2 separate regions of the Homo sapiens genome follow, and region 2 is linked to region 1. A link is a loop called in an ENCODE intact Hi-C map of the cell type or tissue named here. Cell type or tissue: mammary epithelial cell. All regions are shown on one strand. Links, peaks and the distances in the headings refer to the core of each region. The heading gives the core; the rest is flanking DNA.

Evidence for each region. Hi-C counts contacts between places; a loop is a spot of excess contacts. Peaks named below come from ENCODE experiments on the same cell type or tissue, not always from the same donor. Only the 100,000 strongest peaks of a DNase experiment are listed, where the experiment ranks them.
Region 2: it touches region 1 in a loop (15-fold over the local background); 2 of 110 quality-filtered maps call a loop at or near these places.

Annotation. Positions count from the first base shown.
Region 1 is chr7:111,952,538-111,955,456 of GRCh38, forward strand. All of the region lies in intron 8 of DOCK4 (dedicator of cytokinesis 4), which reads right to left. It also overlaps the pseudogene RNA5SP237. Among named protein-coding and RNA genes, the nearest start is that of DOCK4-AS1, 150 kb to the left of the region's middle. RefSeq lists an enhancer at 1-76. In mammary epithelial cell, for the core only: a CTCF peak has its summit at 1,298 (motif pointing right); a DNase peak (open chromatin) is centred at 1,294; H3K27ac peaks cover 1,395 bases.
Region 2 is chr7:111,761,802-111,764,720 of GRCh38, forward strand. The region is part of intron 39 of DOCK4 (dedicator of cytokinesis 4); the gene reads right to left. The region is part of intron 1 of LOC124901726 (a long non-coding RNA gene); the gene reads left to right. Among named protein-coding and RNA genes, the nearest start is that of DOCK4-AS1, 45 kb to the right of the region's middle. In mammary epithelial cell, for the core only: a CTCF peak has its summit at 1,569; no DNase peak of the experiment used is centred there.

The DNA of each region.
Region 1 (2,919 bases), core at 240-2,739:
ACTTTTATAGTTCACCTCACATAAGAAGTAAAACTGTCTAGTGATTCAATGAGCATGAAAGTTACACAACATGTACTTTTATCCAAAAATATATGACTGGGTAATATCTTCGGTTGAAACATGTTGTGAGAAAGATTAGCAAGCTAATCAATCCACAAAAAATTACAAAGAACGCTTGTAAAATAATTTTCAACAGTTAAATATCATTGAAATAGATTTATGGTCTCCAAGAAGAACAATAACAACAGAGAACACATTTAGACGGTCATGTTCTATTAAACTAATTGGAAAAACAACTGTCATTTTTTTTATACTCAAACCAATTTTACAAAAACAAAAACAAAAACAAAAATCCCATGTAGCATATCTGAAAAAGCAGTCATTTGTCTTAAATTGAACTATGCTAATCTGGGCACAGTGACTCACGCCTGAAATCCCAGCACTTTGGGAGGCAGAAACAGGCAGATCACTTGAGCCTCGGAGTTCAAGATCAGCCTGGGCAACAGGGTGAAACCTTGTCTCTACAAAAAATTTAAAAAATTAGCCCGGTGGGGTGGTGCATGCCTGTGATCCCAAGTACTCAGGAGACACAGGTGGGAGGATCACTTGAGCCCAGGAGGCAGAGGTTGCAATGAGCTGATATCTGGGATAACAGAATGAGACCTTGTCTTAAAAAAAAAAAAAATTAACTACGCTGTTTGAAGAGTGTGAGGATAACAATTAATACCCATTCTACACTGAGTAGGTGTGAAGGGAGACACACCAGAAGCTAAGGGGTGGTAAGATGGACGAAGGAATAATGAGAAGAGCTAAGAGGATGGTTCCAGGGTGCAGTGCTGACCCTAGAGCCTCTCCCTAAAAGGCAATAGAATACAAACGTAAGGTGATCTGAATTGTTTCTATTTCACTGCTTCTCCTGCATTCTGTCAAATGTTTTCTGATTGCCTAACAGTGTAAGATATGTCCAATAATCTGCTGTGGGAGACCAGAATACGGCACCCCAAAATATACTTCTTTGGCATAAGAATTGTTGAGCTAAAGGCAATTAAGAAGTAGGTGCTGTAAAGCTCTCTGCCTTCCCTCTAATTGCCTAAAGGCAATGCATAGATTTACAAAAACAAAAAGAATCTTGCCTCTCTTAGACCATGTAAGTACTAACAGGCCTGGCCTTGCTTAGTTTCTGAGATCAAACAAGATCAGGCACATTCAGGGTGGCATGGTCATGGGCCTGCCCCTTCTTCTACCAGGGAGAACAAAGGTTAACCACAGATGACAATTTTAAACGTTACAGGCCTGGAGATGGCACCAGAGGTATCCCTACCAACACTCTTTATCAACTAGCCTTTGTCTGCCAGTTATTTGCCTTCCTAGAAGTTGCCTCCCTAGAGACTTCAAGTCCTGTTTGGTCTTGTCATTTCTCCAAAATGTACTGTTCTTTCTTGAAGACACTATATAAGCTGGAATTCAAAGCCACCTCTTTGAGAATTTCTCATTCCCTATGTATTAATATATCTCATTTATGTATGAAATATACATGTTAGTAAACTTCTGTTTTTCTCTTTTTAATTTGTCTTTTGATAAAGAGGACCATTCCAACTAAGAATGTATGAGTGTTAAAGAAAAAATTATTTTCCTTCCCAAAACTGTGAAGAGAGCTGTTACTGTGGTCTCGCCTAGAATAACAAAGGACAATTCAGAAAAGCTCAGGCCGCACTATAAATTGCTCTATTTATGCCCCCAAGAAACCAGTGCTACCTCTGTCCAGGCAAGATACTTTGGGAAGCAGCTGGAAGGTGTGCTGGCAGTTCTGCAGTGGCCGCTGGACTACGGGGCTTTGGTGCTTATGATGGCAGAGATGAAGGACATTCGAATAGATGCCCTATGTACAGGGAATGATCAGTGGTAAACAGAAGAGACCCAAGGGCCTTCTAATTCAGTGGTTCCCAACTGAAAGATTCTCCCCAGGGCCTGAAAGCTTAAGGGAATGAATAACTCCTCCCTCCTCAGGCCCAGTCCCAAGGCGCAAGACCCAGCAGCGTGCGTCAGCAAGATAGCAGAAGCAGGAAGAGAGGTGGCCGGAAGACACATACCCCCTGAAGATGGAGAGGGAGACTGTCCGGGTACTACGTAGCTGTCATGTCAGACTGGGACACTTCCTGTTTACAGAGGGCTATAAAACCCCTGCCCCGTCCTCACATGGGGCTGATGCCATTTTAGGCCTCGGCCTGTCTGCACCCAGGCGCTCATTAAAACAGGGTACTGCTCCACACTGCCTTGTGTTGTTTGTTGGCGTGCTCTCAGGGTTCGAACCGATACAAAGAGCCTCGCACCAACCTGATTGTGTACAATATTCTCCTGGTGAGCTGTATAAAGCCCAGGCCCCACCCTGGAGATCCTGATTGACTGGGTCAGGATGGACCTAAAAGCTTCCTGTTTGTTTAAAGCCCAGCCATGTTAAAGGACCACTGTTTTTACCCAAAAGCCCTAGTCTTAATTAATCAGAATTGCTGACTGTTTTATGATAGTCATGTATACCAGAAAACAGGCAATGTACGCCTGGTATCTTAGGGTCGAAGACTTTTCCCCTCTTCCTCCCAACCACATGAGAACACAAATGACAGAGTTTTTCCTTGGCAATAAATGAAAGCAACTTCTCAAGCAAGTCTTCCTAGATAAGATTATTAATGTGCTTTCTAATTTTAAAACTAAAGCAAAGTTAGAGTCATGAGCTCTTCTGATTAAAGGGAAATGGAAAGAGGAAGATCTCTGATACAACTGTTTCCAGAGTTTACTTAAAGAGGAGATAGATGATGTTTTCTTTTAAAAATATTAATGCTCAAGCCCATATTCACCTTACAAATAATTGAGTGTTGAGGACTATGCAGCCAAATGATGTGATGGCTTTGTTGGCACATAAAG
Region 2 (2,919 bases), core at 227-2,726, 190 kb before region 1:
ACAAGGTTAGGGCAGGCTCTACCTATAATTGTGGACCCCATACAATTCTAGATTTAAAACTTTATAGATAAAAGTTACAATTTCTGATGCTGTATTTTAAAAATTCTACTCAAAAGATAATTAATTTGCTTGGTAAAATAAAACACAATACATCCCTCTCTGCCTATTACAGGAGCCCCCAAATAAATATTTGAATATCCTAGTAAATGAAATATATTTTAAAACAAACAATGCTTATATATGACAGTTTGTAAAAATCGGGGCATTTGCTCTAAGAATACAGGCATTCAATGGTATTAAGAAGCCATTTTAAAATAAAATGAAATTTTGGGTCTGATATTTGGGTCTCTAAGAAATAAAGCATCTTCCTTATCAGTACTCTTTTTTTTTCTAAAAAAACACATAGATTTATTGAGATATAATTCACATACAATAAAATCCACCTTTTAAAAATGTGCAATTCAGTGGTTTTTAGTATATTTATAGAGTTGTGCAAACATTAACAAAATTTAATTTCAGAATCTTTTCATCATGTCAAAAAGAAACCCTATACTCATTAGCAGTTACTTCCTATTTTTCTCTTCCTCCAGCCAGTCACAATACTACTTTTTGTTTCTATGGATTTGCCTATTATGGAATTATACAATGTGCTGGCCTTTTGTGACTAGCTTTTACTTAACATAGTATTTTTAAAGTTCATCCATTTTGTAGCACATATAAGTATTTCCTTTCTTTTTATTGCTGAGTATCATTGCATAGATATGCTGTGTTTTGTTTACCCATTCATCAGTTAATAGATATTTGGGCAGTTTCTACATTTTGGCTATTATGAATAATGCTGCTATGACGATTCAGATACAAGTATTTGTGTAAATATATATTTTCAATTTTCTTAAGCATGTATATAGAAGTAGAACTTCTGCGTTAATATTCTTTAAATAACCCATTTTGTTTTGTTTTCTTTTTTTTTTTTTTTTTTTTTTTTGGAGACAGGGTCTCACTGTCACCCAGGCTGGAGTGCAGTGGCTCAATCACAGCTTACTGAAGCTTTGACTCCTGAGCTCAAGCAATCCTCCTGCCTCAGCCTCCTAAGAAACTGGAACCACAGGCGCACGCCACCGAACCTGGCAATTTTTTTTAACTTTTAGTAGAGATGGGGTCTCACTATGTTGCCCAGGCTGGTCTTGAACTCCTGGGCTCAAGTGATCCTCTGGCCTTGGCCTCCCAAAGTGCTGCAATTACAGGCATGAGCTACCGTGCCCAGCTAAATAACCCGTTTTTCATGAGGGGAAAAATCCCTACTTAGATCATAAAAGTGGATAAATGTATTTGAGTGCTAAAAATTATCTTGGAAATTGATCAAACAACAAAAGACTTCTGGCCTCAAGCAATTCTCTTGCCTTGGCCTCCCAAAGTGCTGGGATTACAGGTGTGAGCCACTGTGCCTGGCCAAAAGGATGTTTTTAATGTTGATATTTGTTTGCTTTTAAATCCAAGACCAGACTAGAATCTGATTCCTTAAAAAAAAGGTCAGGCTCCAGGATTCTGAAGAGTGTAGTGCCCTTTAGAAACCAACAGAGGGGGACCCTTCTCTTTCATTGTGAAGCAAATGCCATTTATACCCAGGAAAGCTATTTTTAAAAGAAGAATGATATAGAAGATTGATTTATTCTAATTGACTTTTTAACAAAATTTATTCTATTTGCTAATGCAGTTTTCCAATTTGCTAAACTCTCTTTAAAATTATGACTCTTAAACTACTTCTAATTTTTTAAAACTTTATACTTTTAATTATAATCTTTCAGACATGACTCTGCCAACAATGTCATGTCTGTTTGTGCCAACAGAGGGAGACGACCTACTGTGGCAGGGTCGTGTCTAGACCCTGCTGCGCAATCCCCAGCCATCTGTGTGGCTATAGCTCTAGACTGTCTGCTGCTCTGCTCAGAACCTGGATCCAGGCCATCTGCAGTCCTTAGGGGGTTGCTCATAACAGCTTGGGATCAGCTACACCTCCAAAACGTAGTCTTTTAAATTCAACATGTATTCTGACTTTGCCATTTTTTAATTTTCATTTTCTGGGGGTCTTGCTCTGTTGTCCAGAGTGGTCTGGAACTGTGCTCAAGTGATACTCCTATCTCAGCCTCCCAAGTTTTTGGGATTACAGTGTGCCACTGTGCCCACTTGCTGCTGTTTTTGATCAGGAATCAAGATTTCCTCCAGTTTTAGGCAGGCCCACCTGCAAAGTCAGCTTTGTGACCGCCCACTACACTGTGTGGAGTCTCTTTTAATGCAACAAGGAGATTTCACATTATGTCTGTGTAGCACCCAAATGCATGGTCATTTCAACTGACTAAAGAAAACATCTGTTCCACGTGATACTAAAATGAACCTGTATTGGATATTTTGGGATCTACCTATCTGTCTTTTTCATTCTGAAAGGCAGATAATGATTATTAAACAATAAAGTGAAATCTTTCTCTTCTTCTCCAAGTACACCCATCCTAGTATTCTGTCATATGTGCTGACAGGCAAGATTTAGGTAAACACAAACATCAAAATATTTCTGTATTGAGAACTAAAGTTGTAACAATTGATTCAATTTTATAAACTATCCCAGATACCTTTCCTTAGTTGCTTGGGGAATTACATTTGCTCTTTTAAGCAATGTTTTTGTACAAGGAAGGTGTATATACTGAAGTATTCAATAAATATTCAAGCATAGAAGACACTACTGGGCAGAATGTGAAAAATGAAAAGAATGGAGTTGAATATTTTATTATCTTATAGGTGTCTTAGAATGTCTAAAAGTTTTCTCTTTGTAGAAATGGAGTTTATACTAGCAATAAATTGGGTCTCTTTGCTGGGTGACATTTATCTTTTTACAAATTCATCAAAATGGCCAAACAACACTCTTTA